2 separate regions of the Homo sapiens genome follow, and region 1 is linked to region 2. A link is a loop called in an ENCODE intact Hi-C map of the cell type or tissue named here. Cell type or tissue: PC-9. All regions are shown on one strand. Each heading gives the region's core, and the rest is flanking DNA. Links, peaks and the distances in the headings are about the cores only. Region 1 has its middle 120 kb from the start of PALM2AKAP2-AS1. Region 2 overlaps PTPN3 (protein tyrosine phosphatase non-receptor type 3).

Evidence for each region. Peaks named below come from ENCODE experiments on the same cell type or tissue, not always from the same donor. Only the 100,000 strongest peaks of a DNase experiment are listed, where the experiment ranks them.
Region 1: it touches region 2 in a loop (29-fold over the local background); 3 of 110 quality-filtered maps call a loop at or near these places.

What each region holds. Positions count from the first base shown.
Region 1 is chr9:109,646,162-109,658,617 of GRCh38, reverse strand. It overlaps a transcript of PALM2AKAP2 not described here. Among named protein-coding and RNA genes, the nearest start is that of PALM2AKAP2-AS1, 120 kb to the left of the region's middle. In PC-9, for the core only: CTCF peaks have their summits at 5,232 and 5,434 (motif pointing right); a DNase peak (open chromatin) is centred at 5,477.
Region 2 is chr9:109,434,921-109,447,376 of GRCh38, reverse strand. It overlaps PTPN3 (protein tyrosine phosphatase non-receptor type 3), which reads left to right. Exons shown (of 26, transcript NM_002829.4): 7 at 2,085-2,137; 8 at 9,143-9,263; 9 at 10,407-10,494. Among named protein-coding and RNA genes, the nearest start is that of PTPN3, 57 kb to the left of the region's middle. In PC-9, for the core only: CTCF peaks have their summits at 6,287 and 6,489 (motif pointing left); a DNase peak (open chromatin) is centred at 6,436; H3K27ac peaks cover 1,064 bases.

The sequences.
Region 1 (12,456 bases), core at 4,312-6,811, 210 kb before region 2:
ACCTCTTTTACTTTATAAATTACCCAGTCTCAGGTATGTCTTTATCAGCAGTATGTAAGTGAACTAATAAAATAACTTTCTTCTATTTCTAGTTTGCTAAGAGTTTTTTATTATGTACGGACACTCATGTGCTAAACTCATTATTCCTAAATTCCCTTGAGACATGAACATATTATTTATTTATCTTTATATCTTTATAAGATTTTTGGAGAGGTCAGAAGGGATATTTATAAAATTGGCTATATTGATACAGGGAATGAAAACCTGATTACAGAATACTAGAAACTTCTGCCTATCAACTTGAATCTTGTCTCTGTCTATACTACCTACACTCAATACCAAAGTGATATCATTCATCCCATGGCCTTAAACACCATCCATGGACTAACGATTCCCCAGTTGAACTCCTGAACCTCCCTGAACACAAGACTCATACAGCCAACCACCCTCTCAGCATTTCCATCTGAATGTCTAATAAGCATTTCAAACTTAACACGCTCCCAAACCAAATCTTACTTTCCCACCCCCAAACAAGGGTTCCCTATTTGAGCAAATTGCACATCATTTACCTACTGCTCAAGCCAAAATACTTTGGCCTCCTCTGTGAGTCCTCTCTTTTTGCCACAATATACATACAACCTGACACACACACACACACACACACACACACACACACACAAACACACACAAATCTGTGAGCTCAATCTCCAAAACTTACACCAAGTCTGACCCTTTCTCATCTCCCCAGGGATGACATGCCACTCCCTAGCTCCCAGCCATCCTCACTTCTTGCCTGACATCCTGAGACCCAAAGAAAAACTGCTATGAGCAGGGAGAGCTTAGGTTCTAGCACTCAGTTACCTAGCCTTCTGCTCATCAGCAAACACCCAACTATCATTGCCTCTACCTGAGCTTCTCTGAGGATTCAAACCCCCAAACCCTATCATTTAACTATACCAACTCGCTCCCTCAAGGCAATCAACCTGTCTTTCCGTTTCTGTTTCCTAGAAATGTGTTTACACAGTATGGGTATGTTCTTTCTGTCTCTGTCTGTCTGTCTCTCTCTCTCTGTCATCCTCTCTTCCGCTGTATTTCTCTCCCTCTGTCTCCCCTGCTCCCAAGACCCTCCATTGATTTTACACACACACACACACACACACACACAAATACCATATTGCTTTTGTTCTCAGAAAACATAAAGCCACCACACTAAACAACTGGCTGATTCCTCCCAAGCAAAGCTTCCTTCTTAGCCCCCAGATGTGCTGGTTTGAAAAGTGTGAACATTCTCCCTCCTCAAAAAACCAATCAGTCATGATATTTCATGGTCCAGATGAAAGGCCATCAGGCTGGTGCCTGAAGAAGCAAAATATCATAAATTGCAAATGACAAATGGTTGCTTTGCTCCTGAATCTGAAACAATCTCACAGTGGTTGAGAATTTTTTTCTTACAAAATGTTTGGCTAGGACCACAGAGATTCTGACCCTGGGGCATCTCTGACCTTTAATATGATACACTGACATCTCTTTTACAGAGAATACATTTTTCAGTGTCAAAGCTTTTAGCCACAAGGCAATGTAACTTCATTTGAGAAATAAGTGTTGACTGTAGCCAAGGTGAACATCATACAGCTTCAATATAGTTGGGAGGGACCTCTTAGCTCCTAAACTCAAATGATTGACAATATTGCTACAATATAATGGTGAGACCAGAGGCTTGAGGAGGCTAAGATGAAAGGAAAGGAAGAATCCTCCTCATCAATATCACAGTGTGTTTGTCTATTATGCCATCATTAGCAGTACCAATTTTGAATTCTCTCCTCAGAGACTGTTGTGAAATCCGACCACTTCTCACCATCCGGACTGGCACAGCCATCAATCACACCCTTCAGTTCTCACCTGCAACAGGTCTCCAGCCTCCTCTCATCCCCTAATTCCTCTTTGCCCTCTACAGCCCGTTCTTCACACAACAACCATAACCATCTTGTTAAACTACATATCAGATTGTGTAACTCCTCTGCTTAAAATCCCCCAATAGTTTCCTTTCATCATCTAAACAAAAGCCAGACTCTTGCTACAGCACTCAGAGACAGATCACTGTGGACCCACTGAAGCTTAAGAGCCACGGCCCCTCACTTGGAGCCCCTGAAAACTCTGGAAGGGACCTAGTAATGTGTTTTCAAGGGATGGGCATGTTTTTGTAAAGTTTGCAAAAGGAAGATATGTTTTTATTCTTCCTCTGCAAGGGCCTTCAAAGTTGCATAAACTTTGAGCCTTGTGACACCTGGACCTAAGTGGCCTAGAAGGTCTGGCTGACCTAGCCTCTGACCTCTTCTCCCCCAGCATCTCCCCCAGTCACCACCCTCGAGCCCCTTCCACCACCATGGCGCCCTTTCTAGCTCAGGCTTCGCACTGGCCATTCCTTTTGCCTGGAGCTCTCCTTCCTCCTATGTTACATGAGGTTGCCCATACCCACTTTTTGCCCCAACGTCAGATACTCTAACCCATTTTTAAATTTTCTTTTTCTGGTAGGATTTTATTGGTATCTAGAATTGCTTATTTATCATTCTTGTGTTTATACAAGGGCTGGGATGCTGTCCATTTCCTCAATAGCCTCAACTTCTAGAAAATACTGTACTGGCTCATAATAGGCTTTCAATAAATATCTATTAACCCTTATGCCCAAAAGAATATAAAGCTCAAACACATACTTGTACACCAGTGTTCATGGCAGCACTATTCATGATACCCAAAAGGGGGAAACAACCCAAATGTCCATCAATAGATGAATGAATAATAAAACGTGGTATAGCCATACAATGGAATATTATTCAGCCTTAAAAAGGAATAAAATTTTGACACAGGCTACAACAGGGATAAACCTTCAAAGCATTACACAAAGTGAAATTATCCAGACACAAAAGAATAAATAGTGTTTGATTCTACATATATGGGGCACCTAGAGTAGGCAGTTTCACAGAAACCAAAAGTAGAATGGGGGGTAGGGGGTGGGGAGAATAGGGAGATGATGTTTTATGGGTAGAGAGTTTCAGTCTGGGATGATGAAAAAGTTCTGGAAATGGTGATGATTGCACAACATGGTTAATGTACTTAATGCCACTGAATTATGCACTTATAAATGGTTACAATGGTAAATTTTATGCTATGTATATTTTACCACACACACAAAATACATATATATAGAGAGAAAGAGACCCTTTATCCATATTTTGTAAGATGGACTATATAAATCTCTGTTCCTTGTCACCCAGAGGGCCTATGGCTGCCCTTGAGCAATCTTTTTTTTTTTTTTTTTTTTGAGACCGAGTCTCGCTCTGTCGCCCAGCCTGGAGTGCAGTGGCCGATCTCGGCTCACGCGGTGCAAGCTCCACCTCCCAGGTTCATGCCATTCTCCTGCCTCAGCCTCCCGAGTAGCTGGGACTACAGGCGCCCGCCACCACACCCGGCTAATTTTTTTGTACTTTTAGTAGAGACATGGTGAAACCCTGAGACCATCAGCCAGGATGGTCTCAATCTCCTGACCTCGTGATCCACCTGCCTCGGCCTCCCAAAGTGCTGGGATTACAGGCGTGAGCCACCGCGCCCGGCCCCTGCCCTTGACCAATCTTAGGAAGCAGGAAAATGTGGGGAGAGAGTAACAAGTGCCAAAGCTTTTCCAGAAAATTGGGGATTTTGATCTTAGGAATCCTTTTCTAATTCCCAAGAGACGGTTGAATGGGGAAAGAAAAGAAAAACTACCAAAATAAGACACAGATAGGCACATCTGAAAGATGGCATTTTAGAAGGAGGCTTTAAAAAGCATGAAGTTTAATACATATACACACACACACACACACACACACACACCATACACATACATACAGGCACCTCTAATTTGTGTTATTCCAGGGTAGAACACTCCTCCTCTACTTGCACTGAAGTCATAGACACACCATCCTGATATAACAAAATGCTTTTAATTTCAAGATCTAAAGTAAAACTAACAGGAAAGCAAATTGTACAGCTGATGAAGGCTGGGAGTGAACATATTGAGTCCTTCAGAACTGTGCTTTAGCTCACCCAAATGTAATTAGGTTTGAAGAGCCATCATTTTACCAAGCAATCAAGAATCCATAACTGAACCTTGTTCTGTGCAGTCTAATTAACAAATATGCATTGTCTTTATAAAGCTTAGCTCCCATTACAATGAAAGAGTTTTGGAGATAATTCTCATCTCACATAAATGAAAACACAACTTACTAACATGTTTGAATTATCTTTTACAAAACAAGTTGCTTTTCCCTTGCTTTTAATAGTAAGGATCCCAGAGTTTATTGATCTTGTTCAGAAAATGGAATACCACGAGCTTCTTGGGCCTAACACATCATATTCATATTATATCCATATAATCATAACTAGAGATTTATACCAAGATATTATGGCTTACAGCCACATGAGGCCATAAACAATTAGATTCACTACTTTTAAAATATTAAAGGACTGACCAAAGAAGAATATTTTTAGGATATAAATTATTTATGACCACAAAATTTTCAAATCATATTTTAAAAGATAAGATTGCATTTATCTATCTCATATACACTTATTGGCTAACCCCTACCCCATTCTGATTTCCCAAAAAATAGAGACTTTGCCTATCCACATGTAACTGCTAAGTTGTGCCAATTAAAATGAAGAGCCAGGTTTTGCTCTGTGTGTTTACTTGTTCCACACACAGATTGTTGAACTCCAATTCATCATCAGACTCGCCTACTATGAGATTGTCTTAGGATGGGAAATGTAAAAGGATGAGGAACCCCACACCCACATCTTGTGTTATATAAAGCCCTGTGCTCTATATTTGCACTGAGAATGTTGCTACTCAGAGTGTGGTCTGCAGACCAGCAGCATCAGCATCACCTCCTGGGAAGCTTGTTGGGAACACAGGAACCCCCCAACTACACCCCCTATCTACAGAATCAGGATCTGCTTTTCAACATGACCCCAAATGATTCATATGCACATTGCAGTGGGAAAGATGCTGTCTTAGGAAATGAGACCTTATTATTAATGTCTTTGATTTTAAATGCTGCACCTCCCGCTCAGAAGCAAAGAAGTAAGAAAAGTATTGAAAGGATGGAGGACTTCAAAAGTGTTTCTGGACCAACTTATTTAACGTTTCTCTGGATGGCTCATAGGTGCAGTGGGACAACTTTTAATGCCTTTCAGAGGTTCAGAGGCTTTCGATGTGATCTCAGCAAACGTGACTAAAACCAAGTATCTACAAAGGGTTTAGCAGTGCCCACCAAATCTTCATATCGTTTTGTTTGTTCTGTTTTGGTTTTTGTGTTGTTTCCTTTTTGTTCTTTGTTTTTTGTTTCATTTTGTTTGTGATCCCACTTTGCACCATCATCTGAAAGCTGAGTTTCTGATTCCTCAAGGGGGCAGGCATTCTCCACAATGCTGCCTCACCCATGATCACGGAGGCAGCATTAGTCATAGTGCAAACTAAAAGAGTTGAAGGTTAAGTCGGTTATTCAAACTAGTTTTAATACAGGATTTGGGTTGCTAATTTTTTAAGTAAATGACTTAACCAGTTGTAAGATGACTAGTCCAAACATTAAAGATTTTTTTATGCTAAATTAATTTCAAGGGCTATGAAATAGGCTTGGATTTTGACCTCATCTTAGAATCCCTGGACTCCTAAAATTCATTTAGGCTCCTGCCCCAAGGCTATGTGCCTCTGACAGATAGTATTCCATCAAACCTTTCCTTTGAATAAACACTTGCCATGTTTTATTATAATTACCTGACCAACTATGTTTCTCATTAGATTGTGACCCCTATGAAGGCAAAGACAATGTCTTACTCCTATTTGTACCACAGATACCCATAAAAGTGTCTGGCACATACCAGGTACTTAATAATTATGAGTTGAATGAATTAATAAATAAACATGATTGACAGAGAAATTGAAGTATTAAAAGTAGGGCAAGCAGTCTAAACAACAACTGACTTTTCAAGTATGAGATATGTATTAGTCTGTTTTTGCATTGCTATAAAGAAATACTGGAGACTAGGTAATTTATAAGGAAAACAGATTTATTTGGCTCACAGTTCTGCAGACTGTTCAAGAAGCATAACACCAGCATCTGCTTCTGGTGAGGCCTCAGGAAGCTTCCACTCACGGCAGAAGGTGAAGGGGAGCAGGAGTGTCACATGGCAAGAGAGAGGGGAGGAGGTGCCAGGCTCTGTTAAACAGTCAGCTCTTGCATGAGCTAATTTATTACTTCAGGGAAGGTACCAAGCCATTCATGAGGGATCCACCCTCATGACTCAAACACTTCTCACTAGGCCCCACTGCCAACACTGGGGATCACATTTCAACATGAGATCTGGGTGGGAGGACAAATATCCAAACTATATCAAAATACTATATAAAAGTCAGTGGATTGTGATATATTTAATTTATAACCCATTTATTCAGAACTTGTGAAACACACATTTTCATTACACTATATTTTATGCTTTTGTACTATCTGTGAAAAAGATTACACATGATGGTATAGACTTAATTGACTTGGCAGTAATTTAGGTAGCATCCATTTATGTACTATTAATAGGTTAAATTATCACATTTTTAAATAGCACATCAAATACTATAAAGACCTATTTACAAAAACAGAATTTCGACCAGGAATGTTCCTTCCTATAATGAAGAGAAATGAGATTTCATTTCTTTAAATAAAATAAAATTTTGATTAAGCCTACTCATAACTGAGATTGGTCTTCCCTCTAAGGCATCAAATTTGGGGAATTTTTATTATAAGTTATATATAAGAAAATGACATCTTTCAGTGGGAAGTAAATGAGCACTTTGATATCTGTGGAATAGGAGTGTCTCCTTCTTAAATATTTGAGTGTGCACATAACAACACTCAATATCTCTTCCCTATATTGGAACCTTGAGGTCCAATGACCAGAATGTATGAACAAACAGAAATCACCAGATTCCATCCCGGCAATAAGAAGGGTTCTCATAAGACTTTCAGTGCTTCTATCCTCACATGCTGTGTGAGCTAGGATCCCAGCTGGAAGCAGATGGCATACTCCAACTGGATAATTGAAATAATCTTAATAAAGAGACTGCTTTACAAAGGCAAAGGCAGAGCTGACAGTAACCCACAGCAATGGTGAAGCACCCAGGGGCTAACAAAGTGATAAGGGAGCCATCGCCACATCAAGTCCCAGAGGAGCAAAGGAAGGAAGTGGCTACCAGCAGTGGGAGAGAGCTGTAGCTGTAGCAGTAGGAAGGGCTGCTGTGGCCTTCAGAAGAGGAAAGATGCCCTGGCCAACCCACTGCCCTGTAGGAAGAGAAACCATAGATTAAACCGTACACTGACCTCAATTTTCTCTCATCCATGGTTCTCCTGCTGGTGCCTTCCATTGAGCCAACTCAACAGGAAGTCAAAGAGTAAGAGAGGCAAGCTGAGGGAGTCCATAGAGGTCAGCCTCACAGGGCACAAAGCACAGCCTCATGAGGCACATAGGCAGGGAAGGGTAGAAAATGGATTTGAAGGATGAGATGGAGAACATCACCAGATACACCCTTTCCAAAATACTTCTACTGCAAAGTATTTATAATCTCATTCATGAACTCTTTTTTTGCCATACACATTCCTAAGAATTGAGAGAGAATAAAGATATATAATAACAACAGATTTGTTAATAACAATGACATTTGGTAGTTACTAATATTATTTTCGTAGAAACACAAGATTCATTGATTCATTAACTCAAAGATATGGTAAAGTCTTCTCTGTGCTTCCCTCAAAGCCGCTGAAATGAACTAAAAGAAGGAAAAATTGGAAGGAAAATTGTGTCTACTGTGAGGCTAGGTATGGTGGCTCACCTCTATAATCCCAGCACTTTGGGATGCTGAAGTGGGAGGATTGCTTAAGGCCAGGAATTTGAGACCAACTTGGACAACTTAGTGAGAGCCTATCTCTAATAAAAATGAAAATAATTTAAAAATTAGCCAGGCATGATGGTGTATGCCTATAGTCCCATCTACTTTGGGCCCTGCGGCAAGAAGATCTCTTGAGCCCAGGAATTCAAGGCTGCAGTGAGCTCTGATTGTGCTACTATGCTCCAGCCTAGGTGACAGAGCAAGTCTTCATCTCTAAAAAACAAATAAATAAATGAATAAATTGATCTACTATGAAACTAGCAAAGAGCTACAATTCTCAAATCACAAGCTATAAGAATTATCTGCCAAACAGAGTATAATTTTTATTAAATCAGTGGACAACCCTAAAAGGTGATATAGTCCTCTACAGATCTTAACTGGCTTTCAAATTTCTCTCTAAGTAAGGAGAGAGTACACAAAGGCCCAATGTTTGGTGGTGAGAACTGGCAAAACGTGGGGGACATCTGTGTGAAGGGGCTGGTTCCCTACCAGAGTGAACTGATGGAGAAAGTGACACCGATGGCACTACTGTGTGAATCCTTAATGTTTATTATCTGCAAAACCCGAAAACTGAAAACCTTAACATGGAGGAATCATCTCAAGGCAAGAGATGTAGGAAAATAGAAGGAAAAGAGCAATTACCTTTGTAGTCGATTTGCCCTGCCACTCTCTTCATAAATGCTAAACCAAGTCATCAAGTAGTGGTAAAGCACCAAAAATCTGTCTACCCTCCCGCAACTCACACACACTCAGTAAGCTGGGATATGTGATCTGTCTGAATGATCTGCTCACTCTCTACACAACTTTTTTGAACAGAAGATATTGCAGAGTTGTAAGAATTTTTTATGAGACAAAATATCCAATCCAAAGCTAATGTCTCCCCCAAATCACTGTCTCCATCCCCTCTACCTATTCTTGGGCAAATAGTAGGTTTGGATAGAATTACCTCTATTTGGAAATGGATAATAAATGCAAAGCCATTAACATGCATAGATTCTATATGCAGAGTTATTATTTTTATAAAAATGAGTTACCAGCAAATGGCAGATAAATACATTTCAGAAAAATAGCCCAAAAAATACAGATAATTTTCTGATAAACTACTCTCCATACATTCAAAAAAATTGGATACATGAACTCTTTATTTTAAAAAGTGCAAAATGTGCTAGCCAAGCCAGAAAATAAATTGAAGATAACCATAAAACCATTTCAGAAGTGAGCCCTACTTAGAAACTGCTGCTTAAAAAGAGAGTCAACTATCTACATGACAGACTTTTAAATGTAAGGAAACTCATAGGAACATCAGGAAAAAAATGAGAAAAATTCAGAATTAATAGTTATGGAGAGCAATGGGTAATAGATGTCCCTGTGGTAGATAACAGAACAAATAGATTCTTCAATTGAAAGCCACAGGGAAAATATCTTTACAAAAAAATAAAGGAAAATATGACTCTTCAGAACAAAGGAACTACCATTTTCCAGAAAAAAAAAACAACAACACAATGACTTACAGTAAGAAATATCAAAGAGAAGTTACCAAACTTTCAGTGTTTAAAAATAACTTGATCAGCATCAAAGCCAAAAAAAAAAATTGCAGGAGTGGGAGGGATGGGAGTAGGCAAGCCATCTACAAAGAAGAAATAGTCTAGCCTCAGACCTTCCCAGAGCAAGGGTCAATGCCAGAACACAATGGAATGACATCTTGGAGAATTATGAGGGGCTAAAAACATGATTCTATAATTTTATACACATTCAACTTGTTTGTTCATAGAAACAACCAACAGGCATTTAGAATTTAATACACTTTGGCCCTGTTTGAAAACAAACCCTTTTAACTAAACACTAAATCAACCTATAAGATGCTCAAAAAAGAGGATGTCATTGATGAAAGGGCTGGTGGTGTTCTGACTGCATTTAGATCCAAGACTAACACTGAGCCCACAAAGCATGGCCCTGCCTCAGGACCTTTGCAACTGCTCTTCCTTCTTCTGTATGTCTCATCCCCTCACCTTGTTCAAGTCTCTATCCAAACTTACCAAGTCAGAAACCTGTTCCCTGATGACACTATCAAAAATAACCCTCCCATCACTCTCCAGTCTCCTAATGTGCTTAATTTTTTTAACATTTATTGCTTCCTGACAAAGTATATATGTAATATATGTATTGTCTGTCTCCTCTAACACAATATAAGCTCCTTTGCCTCTTTGACAATTTACTGCTGTATTCTCAGTGCTTGGAGCAGTGCCTAGGATGAAAAGGGCACTCAAAAAGAATCCGTCGATTGAATGAATTAAGAGAATTATGTTCAAATTTGCAAATGCTAAAAACTTTGAAAACATAAAACTAACACTAAGTATTAGTCCATTTTCACACTATTATAAAGATACTACCTGAGACTAGATAATTTGTAAACAAAGAGGTTTTATTGACTCACAGTTCTGCATGGCTGGAGAGGCCTCAGGAAACTTACAATCATGGTGGAAGGGGAAGCAGGCACGTCTTACATGGCAGCAGGACAGAGAGAAAGAGCAGGGGAAACTGCCACTTTTAAACTATCAGATCTTGTGAGAATTCACTCACTATCATGAGAACAGCATGGGGGAAACCATCCCCATAATCCAGTCACCTCCTACCAGGTCCCTTCCTGAACACATGGGGACTACAGTTTGAGATGATATTTGGGTGGGGACACAGAGCCAAACTATATCACACTATAACTGCAACAAATGGTAAAAGGGGGGCTAAGTGACATGTGCTCATTTCCTCAACTTTAAGGTAAGAAATCTATCAATAAAGTCTAAATTTGATGAACTGTAAAACAATCACTTGATCACTTTTAAAAGTCAATGAGATATTTTAAGCTTTGTCTTTGTAAGTGATTTTCACTGTCTTCTGAACATTTGCACCTTGTGGCTTACTAGGGCTCTCTGAGAAAGTGACAAGTAGACAGAGCAAGAGCACAGACCACGACCACTGACAGTGATGATGTACATCAAGTTAGACTAGTCAAACATAAATATTCAAATATGAATATATAATGTGGCTAGGGTTGTCAAGGATTTGGGGAAACAGGGGCTCTCAAACATGATGAATGGCAATGTAAAGGGATACAATACTTCCGGAGGCACCTGGGCAATATCTAACAAAATTCACAATGTGCATATTCACTCACCCAGCAATTTCATTTCTAGAAAATTGTATGCAGACTTATTTGCAGTGTGGACAAGGATGTTCATTGTAGCATTGAAAATAGTAGCAAAAAGTGGAAACAAGTCTAACTCTTCATCATGAAGAACTGGTTAATGATATTCCAAAAGTAAATACTAAGCAGTTTTATAAAAGTGAATGAAGTAGATGTGTATATATTGATATTCAAAGCATGTGCTTTACCACTGAGCTACACAGGCTGACATACATTGATAAGAAAAAGTATGTAGAATATAATATGAAGTGGAAAAAGCAAGCTGCAGAACAACATATGTGGTATGATTTCATTTATGTAAAAGAAATATTTAAACCTATATATATATATAAGTGTTTCCAACTCTATGATGTTTGCATGGAAAATATCTGGAAAGAGGTTTCCCAAGCGTTCATGGTAATCACCTCTAGGAACTGAGATATGAGTGAGAGAATGGAAAATGGGGATATTTACTTCATAAACTTCCGTAATATTTGAATTGTTTTAAAAAGCATACATTACTTTCATCATAGAAATTAACTTCTAAAAGTCTTACACATTTCTAAACACATTTGTTTAATGCCCACCATATGCTGAGCACACGAAATGCCACATTTTGTGTCATCAGAAGACTGATTCAGCAAGAAAAATAGTTCAAACTCACAAAGTATCCATAGTCACACATAGACTAAGCCGTAAGCTCCTTGAAGACAGGGTAAGGGATGTTTTTAATCACCATTTATCGCAAGTACCTATCACAGTGCTTCATACATAGAAAGTATTCAATAAATATTTGCTAACTAAATGAGTTACTGGATGAATGAATGAAGGCATATGTTAAGAACCTTAAGTTATCTGTAACTTAATGTCCCTACTGCACTTATTCTTTCATGAACCTAGATTTATTCATTTGCAGAATCAAACTTCAGATGTTTCATGATCACCACTGGATGCTATAAGCCTAAGTCCATGTGATAACAGGCATCTGACTGGTGATGGGGAATGCCACTTCTGGTCCAAGGCTGCCACCCACATTGTCAGAGCCCCAGGGCTTACAGGGATCGCAACAACTTAGAGTTCTCGTGTTATGTTCTTTGTGCCTTTTGGATCCCATACTGTTTTGAAGACCATTCCAGAGAAGTGTGAGGCAAAATCTATAGGTGTGGCATCAAATTAATAACTGCAGGTGTTAAAGTGCATTCCTACAAACACATGGATCTCATACCCAACCCACCCAGGAGGGCAGCAAGTACCTGCCATTGCCTGATGTTTCATGTACCACACAAGAACACTGACATGGTACAGA
Region 2 (12,456 bases), core at 4,935-7,434:
GTCCAGGCTGTCCTTAGCAGCTGCAGAAACCCATTCTTTCCTTCTCTTCTGCACACTTAGTCTTTTCCACAGATAGTTTGCAGTCACCTTTTTATGAGACAGGCACCGAACTACGCTGGTCAAATAAGGCCAGGGCCTTGCCTCCTCAGGAACTTCTAGTCTAATTCTCCAAATAATGGGTTGTCTTCAGTTTTTCTTCTCCAAACAAAATGCCCCTTGTTATTTCCATGTGAATCAGGGCAAATCTGTTAAGGCCACATCCTGGCTTAGATCTGTGGCCCTTGTCAAGTCCTCACCACCTCTCTGAGGAGAGGGTCTCTGCTACCAAACGCTTCTCAGATGTGGATTTGTGTATTTGTAACTGTGGGTCTTTTGACAGGCCCAGTGGAACATATGGAGCACTTTTCCTAGGTGTCAAATTGTCCCGACTTGTTTGAGCCGTCCATGGTAGCCGGCACTCAAGGTGTCATCTCCTTCTTTCCAAGATGGTTGATCTCATCCAAGCCCTTCACTCAGCAGGTGAAGACCCTGAAGCCCAAGGTGAAAGAAAGGGATGTGTTTAGGAACATGCGGCCAAGTTGAGAGCAGAACAGAGGCTTCTGGTGTTCCCTAGTATGTATTTGGAACAGTTTTTGGAATGTTTTTCTTTCTGGTTTCTTCATAGGATTGTTTCTTCCATCTAGAGGGAACCTCCTCAGCCTCTTTTCTAAGTTGTTCCCCAAATCCCATTCACCTCCTCTTTCTCCAGCAAGGACACTGGCGTAGATTTAATCAAACCCCATCTTGTTAGGAGAGCAAATAGCTGATACTCATCCTGTTTCTGCCTATCCTCCCCACGAGCTCTCTAGATTTCCAGATGAACAAACAGAGGTGAGATCCCTGGACCTCATCTGTAACCTTGGGGAGATTATTTGCAAGTCCCAGCAGGAACACAGCATCACTTGAGGAACAATGGGGGCCCCTCAGATAGGGAAAGTCGACTTCATATGCAGCTGCAGAACCAGCACACAGTGCAGTGGACAGGAAGCGGAACCCCTGGAGGGCCGCATTGTCAGAAAGGCGGAGTGGTTCACATCTTGGGTACTTCACGGGCTGCCATAGAAACTGTGTTCCCCACTTCCCACTGGGGTGCTGGGAAGAATTTTTAAAGTCCCAGTGGCTCCCAGTGTTGCTGTTAAGGATTCCTCCGTTTATCAGAGACCTCCCCACCCTTCAAGCCCTTCTTCCTGCCCTCCCCTAACCTGTTCTGCCCAGCAGTGACCCCTGCTCCAGGTCTGCTGGTGAGCTCCTGGGCAGGCCGTGGAGTCTGCAGTTGAATGCAGAAAAGAAAAGGGAGCAATCAGAGGATTCAAAATGTGCCTAAGACAGAGGTGGAGTCATTGGCAGAAACAGGGCACCTGGGAAAGCAGTGAGTTTAAGAGGAAAGGAGAACAAGGCCAACCCAAGTCCATGATTACTAGTGAATGGCACGAAGACTGAGAGACAGATCACTGAACTCTGTAGATCTTCAGGAGGGCAAATAGATAAAGGAATCCTAAGTCATCGTAATTAGTTAATTTAATTAAGGAATTGCAGGTTTTAAAATTGAAAATACCTTTCTACTTGTCCCTCCTAAGAGGATGTTACTATTTTAGAAAGAGGGTAATCTAGAACCAAAGGGTCATTAGAACTCAGGAATTTAGTTAGAGAGCCCTATGATGAGTCTCAGGTCTTTACTAGAAAGATTTAAAGGCTGCCCATTGATCTCAGAGTACAATTTTTTTACTTTTTTTTCCCCTCTTAGAGATAAGAGCCTGACCCTTCTTGAGCAGCCAAAACACTGGCCAGCATTAGTCCTTTAGTTTCATGGTATTTGTGATGGATATTATTTTAAACATGAAAAGGTTTTATTTTTAAAAAATTTTAGTGTATTACATTTGCCTTTACTGTTTATGTGCAGCATAAAGTTGCTTTTGTTACAATTCATGTTGTTTTGTAATGGTTGATCAAAGCAAAGAAAGACATGTGTTACTACGCATGATCTGTCAATGTTTAAGGCTGTTGTTGGTTCTTGTGACTTTGCTAATATGTTTTTCTCCTGACAGGTTAACCTGCCCTCTTAACTCAGCAGTGGTTCTAGCGTCCTATGCCGTACAATGTAAGTCACAAAGGGAGCATTTCACGGATGGACAGGTTGTTCTGATCAGTGTGTGGAGAAAGTCACTGGTTCCTCCTGCTTGACCAAGTCCCTCTTCCCCAGGAATCCTGCTGGGCAGCATATCTCTGGCTGTCCAGATATGTGTTTCTACTCAGACTGGCACTCTCCTGTAGCATGGGGATGTTAGATTAAGGAAGGTGGTTAAGGGGAAAGGAATGAATGAACTGTGGTGTGAAATTTTCTCCAAGGGAGCCCATCAGACAGCAGACAGCTGTTGCACATTGCATTTTCCAGAAACTTTGCTCAGGCATTTGATCTGATCTTCATACAAATCCCAGTGGGACAAATATTTGTATCAGTCATCCCTTATACACATGGAAACCTAGACCCAGCTAGGTTAAGAAATTTGCTAGGAGTCACCCCTGCTGCTTGGTTGGTGCTACTCTAAAACACTACTGGGATCTTAGGAATTTCTTTTCAGAGTTGCAGTATAGCTAATGGATTGTATATTGATCTATACCAGTGCTATTCAATAGAAATATAATGTGAATCATATATGTAACTTAAGTTTTCTAGTACACTCATTAAAAAAGGTAAAACGAAACAGGAGGTTTTTTATGTTTTATTTAATGCAATATATTGAAAATATTAGCATTTTAACTTAATGTACAAAGTTATTAGCAAGATATTTTACATTTTTTTTATACTAAGTCTTTGAAAATCAGTCTGGATTTTACACTGACGGTACATCTCAATTTGGACTAACCGCACGTCGCTAGTGGCTACCATATTGGATAGAAAGTCCAGATGGAATTTTCTTGAAGGCTGGTTTAAACTGGAGTAGGAATCCGCTCATTCAATCAGCAAAACTTTATCGAGGGTATATTCCCTTCCAAGTCCTGTGGGTAGATGCTGGGTAGGCACAATGAAAAGAACGTATAGCCAGATGAGAGCAAAATGTCACTTTATAGTAGCTAGCTTTGTGGTGGCAGTACAGTTCATCAGCATAGTACTCAGGTAGAGCCATTTGCAGCTCCAGACCTAAGAAATCTCCTCTACCAGAAGCCCAAACCATCTTGGCCTATTACCCTGTTGACCTACTGTGTGATAGATAGATAAGGCAGCAAGATGATCAGGTCTGAGAGCAGGCACTGGCTGAACTACACACCCTGCTCTGGTCTCAGAACAGGCAAAATAGCAAGAGAAGGCTGACGGACTCCTGAGGTGGCCCTAGGTCTGCCTATTTCCCTACCAGGAAAGAACAGAAATGAAGGAGGTGAAGAGCAAGGTGGCTGGGCCTGCAGCTTACCCACCCACCTGCATGGAACCAGGAGGTGGAGGGCAGGGGACATCAAAGATGACCCTATTCACGAGTAAGACGAGTACCAGAGTTAGTCTCTCCATCGATACCTGCATCGCCTCCTCCTTAGTGGGAAACTCAAAACAGGCGAATGGGCCTGGGTGGATTTGAACCTTCCCTTCTCCCTACAATATACCTGGGACAGGCCCGGCCATTTCACATCCATATGGGAAGTGGCATGGTCACCAGTTTGTATTCTTATGATCTGTAGACCTTGTGAACTCTGTGTCTGCCAGGCCAATCAGCTGAGGAGACTGAGCCTCCCCATGTCTCAGAGCAAGTTTGGTGTTCACAGCCTGAGCTTCAGGTTTATGAGGCAGGAACACTAACTAGAATATAGGCATATTCAATTTAAATCCTGGCATCCCTGGCCAGGTGTGGTGGCTCACGCATGTAATCCCAGTATTTTGGGAGGCTGAGACGGGAGGATCCCTTGAACCCCAGAGTCTGAGACCAGCCTGGGTATTATAGTAGGACCCTGTCTCTACAAAAACTGAAGAATTATCTGGGCATGGTGGTGTGCATCTGTAGTCCTAGTACTTTCTAAGGCTGAGGCAGGAGGATCACTTGATCCCAGGAGGTCGAGACTGGCATGGGCAACACTATGAAGCCCCATCTCTACAAAAAATAGAAAAATTAGCTGGGTGTGGTGGTGCGGTGCCTGTAGTCCCAGCTACTAGGGAGACTGAGGGGGTAGTATCTGTTGAGCCCCAGAGGTTGAGGCTGCAGTGAGCCATAATCATGCCATTGCACTCCAGCCTTTGTGACAGAGTGATACCCTGTCTCAAAAAAAAAAAAAAAAAATCTGATGTCTCCGGTGGCCAGTTATGTGGGATTGCCTCTCCTAATCTTGGTTTTCTCACCTGTAAAACTGAGGTGAGTGATTTAAGACAGCTCTCAATATGGCTACCTTGGTTCAAATTAAGCAATAATGTGAAGGTGATCTGTAACTAAAAATTCTTTATTGTTGGACCATCCCTGGCTGAGTCATTGAGAACTGGACTGGAGCCATATACCTAGGTCTTGCCTTTTCCACTTGTACCTGCCCGACTTTGAGCTTCTCCAGACCTCAGTTTCATTACCTGACCCATGAGGATAATAAGTGTCTCCTTCAAGGGTTGTAGTGAAGATGAAATGAGTGACTGTATGTAAAACTATTAGAATAGTGCATGGCACGTGTCAAGTGTTAGCTCTTACTGTATTTTCATGTCTGCCCAGAAGAAAGCTGTCAGGGAATTGCCTGTTGTAAACAGTAAATTCTATTTAGAGTAAAATTTAAAAAGCAAATAAAGAATTCTATCGCAGGCTTCAGTAGTCAGGTTCCCTTCTGCAAAGAACTGATAGAATGGGGGCTAAAGAAGTTGTGGGCACCTAAAAAGTACAAACTGGCTTCAGTAGAAATAGTCACATTACTGTCATGCTAATAGAATCATGGCTTATCAGGCAAGCAGTTTTAAGTATAAGCTTTTATCCCTCCACCCTCAATAAATATATATATTGCAGAGCATACATTTCTTTAAGATTAATACTTGTGCCAGGCACGGTGGTTCACGCCTGTATTCTCAGCGCTTTGGGAGGCTGAGGCAGGCGGATTGCGTGAGCCCAGGAGTTTGAGACCAGCCTGGGCAACATGGTGAAACCCTGTCTCTACAAAATATACAAAAATTAGCCAGGTGTGGTGGTACACCCCTGTAGTTCAAGTTACTGGGGAGGCTGAGGTGAGAGGATTATTTGAGCCCTGGAGGTCAAGGCTGCAGTGAGCCATAATTGCACCACTGTGCTCCAGCCTGGGCAACAGAGTGAGACTCTGTCTCAAAAAAAAAATTAATTATTGTATATGAAATTACTGGATCAAAAGGTACACCTACATTTTATGATATATTTTGCTAAATTCTTCCAAGAGGGGCATCTGATATAAGTCCTCACTGTGACCAGCTAACCAAAAGCACATTTTCTTATTACATAAAAAATAAAGTCCGGCATAGTGGTTTGCACCTGTAATCCCAGCTACTTGAGATGCTGAGGTGGAAGGATTGCTTGACCCCAGGAATTAGAGACTGCAGTGAGCCATGATCATGCCACTGCACACCAGCCTGAGCAACAGAGCAACCCCATCTCTTAAAAAAAAAAAAGTGATCTTCAGGTAAAGTACCCAAAAATATACAATGATGGAAAATTGTTAATGGCCTGCCAAGGCTTTATGAGGCTCAAAGAATAAAGTATATTTTTTGGAATATATGTTTATTCCAGAATGTTCCCTGCACCTGTGCCACATAGAGGTCTGTACCAGCCTCAGGGTGCACAGATGGATAAAACACACTGCTCTCCCCAAGGAGTCTACAGCCTGTAGGGAGGCAGATGTGGATGATACTAGCAGTGGAGATGGCCACCAGGGGTGCACTTCATCCTGCTTAGGGAGAGGGGAGAGCATCTGGGAAAACGTCCTAGGAATGACCCCTGAGAACCGCCTCTAAGATCAGGTTGGAGTTGAATGAATAGCAGGTAAAAGTCTTTCCAAGTACAACAGCCGGGCAGCTTGAAATGCTGTACTTTGGAACCTGGGATATACCCTCTCTTTGCTGCAAAACATAAAATATTATCAACCAGAAGAAAGCATGGAACTTAAAATGACAAGGTATTTCCCACATAAGCACTTCCTTTTTTGTTTGCTATAATTAGCTTTTGCATGTGTTGCTTTCTCACAGATAGGAAAATGGATTACTTAGGAGTTTGGAGCATATAGTATAGTAAGTAGGTAAGAGCAGGGACTATGGTCAGAGTCTAGCCTCCAAATTAGCAGCTGAGCAACAGTGGCAGACCCCTTTGGGTCTGTTTCCTTATGTGTTTAGTGGGGATAAAAAGCATTGCCTATATCACAGGGTTACCATGAGTAACAAGTGGGATGACATCATTGAAATCGATGTGAAACCGCCCAGTGTTTTGCAAATGTTTATCACTGTTTAACTTTGTTTCCCCCTAGTGGTTAGCACAGAGCTTTGCACAGAGTGGCCGCTTAGGATTTAAAGGGAAAACCACCCCACAGGGAGGCTCATTGGTTGTGTTCGAAGCTCAGAACATTTGTCAGCAACTTGCCTAAAGAGAGAACCTTGCTGTTCATGTTTGCAGAATGATACCAGGGATGGGACTGTTAACTGGTATGATGGATAACCTTATTGGGATCCAGGAGGATCTCCATGAGCTAATGAAACCAACAGAGTAAAGGTTCATAGGACTCCACCTTGAGGATCAGGAAAAGTCATTTACAGCATTTGGTTGGCCTTTGGGGACATGATTGCTGCCATCAAATGGCCAGCAGCGGCTCACAGGCCTGGCAGGCAGGCTGGTGGGGTGGTAGGAGCACTAACTGGGGTTCAGATCACCTGGGTTCTGATCTTGACCCTGTCCCAAAGGTGTCTTTTCCTTTCCAGACCGCAATTTCTTCACTCTTAACATGAGAGCTTTGAAGGAAGTGATTCTAATGCTTTCTAGCAATTTCCTCATTGGGCATGCTGTGTCAGGGCATTTAAATGATTTCCTGTGAACGCACCATGTGCGCTTAACCCTGCACAAACTCACCAGCCACATAGCCTTGACATTTCTTTCCACAGCTTGGCCACATTTGGCTGGCCTTAACAGCCTCTGGTCTAACCTTGACCAAGTCTGCATGCATTGGTCACTTGGCTCTCTGCCCTTTTCCCCTTCCAGAACTGAAATTTGCATCAGCCTCTGTACAGATCAGTTCTGAGCACCCAAATTTCTGAGCACCTACTGTGTGTCATGCCTGGTGCTGGGGGCCCTAAAGGTGAGTCTGACCCACTCCCAGCACTTGAGGCACAGTGTAGGAAGGAAACAGATCCCTTCGTTATGGTGTGGATCTCAAAAGAGCAGCCCTGTGTTGTGAGGGCAGTTAGGTGAACAAGGCTGAATGAAACATAACCTTTGCATCTTCCCTTTTTTTTTTTTTCTTTTTTGAGACAGAGTCTGGCTGTGTCACCCAGGCTGGAGTACAGTGGCTCAGTCTCGGTTCACTGCAACCTCTGCCTTCCAGGTTCAAGCGATTCTCATGCCTCAGCCTCCCAAGTAGCTGGGATTACAGGCATGCACCATCATACCTGGCTAATTTTTGTATTTATACTAGAGATGGGGTTTCACCATGTTGGCTAGGCTGGTCTCAAACCTCTGACCGCAGGTGATCCACCCGCCTTGGCCTCCCAAAGTGCTGGGATTACAGGCGTGAGCTACCATGCCCGGCTGCATTGCCCTTTCAACTTCATGGTGAAATTCACCCAAGCAGCTACCTGTCTCACCCACTTCCCTTCTGAGATTGGCCACAAAGTATCACCATATCTTTCCCATACTCTGCCCTTGTAACAGAGAAGGAGTTATTTGATTTGGAAATCTTTGGTGTTGAATTGAGAGTCCTCAGGAGGCTCCTGGCATTGCAGCGAGCTACAGGAAGAAATTCATTAAAATATTTGGAAAGATCAGGACTAATTTTTTTTTTAAAGATGAAGTAGAAGCTTTTTTTTGTTTTGTTTGTCAAGAAAATGGAATACGAGATCGGTTGCCCCATTAGAGGTAGAGATTATCTCCTCAATTCTGTTTTTAGACAAATGGGAAAACTTGTGGAGAAGGGAAATGGATGTCCTCAGGTCCCATAAGCCTGGTCCTTTGCTCTTCACCTGGTGCCATCCTTTTTCCCAGTTTCCTCAATGGTCCAGACACCCAAATGGTTTGAGTCCTTGAGGCAGCCATGGACACTTGTACAGGTTGAGCACTGCACAACTCTCAAGAATGCCCATCACATCATAGGCATCAACAATTCAATTCACATTGGCAGACAACAGTCAAGGGTCTCAAGGGAGCAGTACCATTTTGCCCAGGGGCTAGTCTGGAAGTCACCCTTCCTTTTCCCTCTGCACCTGCAGGTCCCTAATGTGATTCCCCTGATAGCCCCAGAATCTCTCTTCATATCTTCTGACTCCCCTTAGAATGTGTCTTTCTCCCTAGGAACTTTGCTGTTGCCTGAGCCCTGACCATTCAGCCCCACTCCCACCCACCTTTTGTCCCTGTGGCCTCTGAGCACATCCTGGTCCCCTTTCTTCCACACCTCCCTGAATCCCAGGGGATGGGTCAGGATGTGGAGAGTGGTCAGGTCGGCATGGCCTCCCTTCTGCCTACACCCAGTTTTTAGAGCAGATTGGTCCAGTGTTATGGTAACCTTGGGGTATGGCAGAGAAAGCCTGCACCGTGTGTGGCATATGGATTGTGGCATTTCCCCCAGTGGGTTCTCTTTATCCAGTGGCATGAGTGCAAACTGCTGTGCTGACCACAGTGTATGGAAGAGGTGTGGGATTAGAACAGGGCCTAGGTTCAAACACCGTCTCCTAATTTTCTCCCTCTGTGTCCTTGGGGAGAATGAGAATTTGATTGGATCATGTGTGATAGTATCTTAGCCTATAGTGAAGGCTCAGATAAGTGTGGAATCTGGAGCTAGTGAGAAGCTTCAGTTCATGTGGTGTAGAACTTACCAGAAGAGTATTTCTAATTAATGTTATTCTGATGATGCTGTAGATGCTTATAAATGCAAACCATATTAAAAAGGCAAAACTAATTATGATTTTCCCCTTCTTCTGTCTTGATAGCTCATTTTGGAGACTATAATTCTTCCATACATCATCCAGGCTATCTTTCCGATAGTCACTTTATACCCGATCAAAATGAGGACTTTTTAACAAAAGTCGAATCTCTGCATGAGCAGCACAGGTGAGGGGGGCTGGGGTGGCCTACTTTGGGGACTTGGGTTGGGTATTTTCAGACATCATATCCCTTTGTGTTTGATGCAGCCTCTTTCTTTTGTGCATGAATCCTCTTTCAAGATGTCGGGGGTTTTTGAACCTTTGAGCTGGTATGGTGGCAGATATATTTGGCATAACTAGCATTTCTGTAAAGTGTAAAATCCAGTAAGAGTTTAGGGTGATAGCTGCTGCGTCCTTTTCAGGATGTCATTGAAATCAGTAAATTCCTGAAGGAAATGCCCATTTTGAAATCTGATTGCCCCACCAATGGACTGTACCAAGGTAAACCTCTTAGCAGTTTACCACATTTAATAAAACAAGCTGTTCCTTCAGGTCTTGTTAAACAGACAGACAGATGGACGTACAGTGCTGACCAGTCTCCTGTGTTCAGTTCATGAAAAGTGCCCTATGTCCAAGTGGGGAGCATGAGTCTTCTGCAGTTGCCCCTGCGTATTTGTTGCGAGCCTCAGCTCCAACACATATGCCCAATTCTGGCTGCTCTTCCCCTTCCTTGTTTTACTTAAAGCTACAGCAGCAGCTGTGCAGTCCAGGTCAAATAAAGGCCACCCTGACCAAGAAGGCCAGCTCTCAAGGGGCTGCTCTCTTCTTGGGAAAGCCATAAAAACAAAGGCCAGGCAACCAAGTGTCCTTTCTAAGAAGGCATTGCCAAACCTCTCTCCCAGAATTACTCCCAGGGCAGAAGTCAATCTCCTAAAATAGTACGGGGCCAGTGGCGTTTGAAAGTTTGAGGCCACTGCCAAAAGAAGAGATAAAGGCAGAGAGACCTAAAGATTCCCTACTAATTAGCAACTTGGAATAATTAGGGCAGGGATTCTGAAAGGTAACAGTCTTCTCCGTCTGAATATTGTGAGCCCACTAAAGGGGAAGTATTATTTAATTTAAAAACAAGAGGGTCTAGAGGGAGTCACATTCAATGGATAAGAATAAAAACTTGCTTTAGTAGAATTTAGCATTAGATTGCTGAAGATTGATAACATAAGGCATTTAATAACCTTACAGAAATGGTATCAAATGTTCTAGATTTTTTAAAATTGGAGTTAATGCCCTCTCTTTATTGGATGAACTCTGCTTTTTGTCTTTTCTTCCGTAGTGGGCTAAAACAATCAGAAGCAGAATCCTGCTATATCAACATAGCGCGGACCCTCGACTTCTATGGAGTAGAACTGCACAGTGGTAGGGTATGTATTCTTGTTATGTCTTGGCTCAAACATTATGTTTTTATTTTAATCTCTGAGAGTTTGAAAAATTCTTTGATGAAACTATTTCTTTTTCATTATAACAGGACTTTTTAAAAGATATTTGGAAGGTTTATTAAGTAATGCTGAATTTTTTGTTGGTCATTTGTCCAATTGCTTTTTTTTAATGTTTGCTTTTGTACTTGAAGACTTTTCCCTTTTGAAGGGTTAGGGGACTAGAAACTAGTAATTTTTGTAAGACCATTTTATATTATGGTTTTAAAAGGCAAAAAATAGGTATAAATTCATTTTTCAGGTGACGGTTTAAGGAGCCAAGATTTCTACTACTTAATCTCAAGTGTTGCTCAAATTGGAGATAGTTACTCATATATGATAGTTTTTTTAAAAAGATTATGGTGATATAATTGTTAAAATCAATAAATATTTGAAATTAGTTGTGGCTACTTTAGTAGGATTTACTAACATCTGTCATCTGTCAAGCAATTTCTATGCACCAGTGGATTATTTCCTGCGGTAATACCATGAGTTCCATATGTTATCATTAACCCCATTTTACAGATGGAGAAACTGATACTCAGGGACATAACCGAGGTCACACAGCACACAAGTTGTAGCTTCAGCACATGACCCCTCACTGTCTAATTAGCATCTGACCTTTGATCAGTGGCATACGTTTTCTACCTGTGATTGGTCCACATCATATCCAAAAGGAAGCAAAAATTAATTGAGCACCTACTATATACTAGCCTTTATCCAGATGCTTTCATATGAGACCATAAGGTCTCACCTTGTGATCATAGAAACCTTGTGAAATCGACATTCTAGTTATTCCCGTTTTATAGATGAGAAAACCGAGGCTCATAGAGATTGAGTAAATGATCAGATTTTAAATCTATGTATTTTCATAGTTTATAGAAACACTTTCATTTATTTTTGTTTCACTTCGGTCCCTTGACAGTCCTGTGAGGTAGGCAAGTTGTGATATAGGAAATAAGGAAGGAAAATGGTGTTAGATCTTACAAAATATCAGCTTTGGGACTTGACCATTCATTTTTATTCCATTTGCAAATAATATTTTATCTTAGATAGAATGTTTCAGAGAACTTTAATTGTCGGTGAAGTAGGGCTTTATATCTGCCTGAGTTGAGCTGTGCTGTCCCACCCCAAGAACTGTCAGTGAAATGACCCTCAAGGGCTGTGAGGCCAGATGATATCTGCGTGGCAAAGACCCCCACAGTATCAGAGGGGGTTGGTCATACTAGGCTGTTCTACGTGAACTAAAAACCCCTAAATCTCCATAGCTTCATATCATAAGGTTTATCTTTCAGTAATTCAAAGCTTGCATTGAGTCTAGGAGTCTTCCAGGGCAGCCCTCCACCCCATCCATCGCAATAACTCAGCAGTCGAGGCTGCTTCCATGTCATGGCCATCTTTCCATGTGACCTCCATGTTTGTCACAAGGGAACAGGAAGCTGCAGGGTTACACACCAGCTCTTAAATGCTTCAGCCCAAAAGAGACATACATTCCTCCTGCTCAGAGCACAGTGGCCAGAACTAGTCACCGAGTTCTGCCCTCTGCAAGGGGAGCTGGGAAATGTGGGGTTGGGCCTGGGAATTGAATAGACAGTAACTTCCTATGCTGCAGGGGTTGAGGTGCATACTGAAAGACCACAGGATTAGGAGATTTGAGACCTGGTCTTTGGCCCACCCAAACCATTCATTTGTTTCCTTGTTCACTCAATTTTGATTTCCTTTGCTAATTTGCTCTGTCACACCTGCTTCATACTCCCTCTGTTGTGATCTCAAGTATCATATTTAAATGCAATTCTACCCTTCATCAAGCAAATTTGGTTTTGTTATAAGCATGTGATTTCTGTTGGGTACTGATAGTGAATACTGCCTGGACTTTCCACAGTATCAGCACTGTTTTGTTTGTCCCGTTTC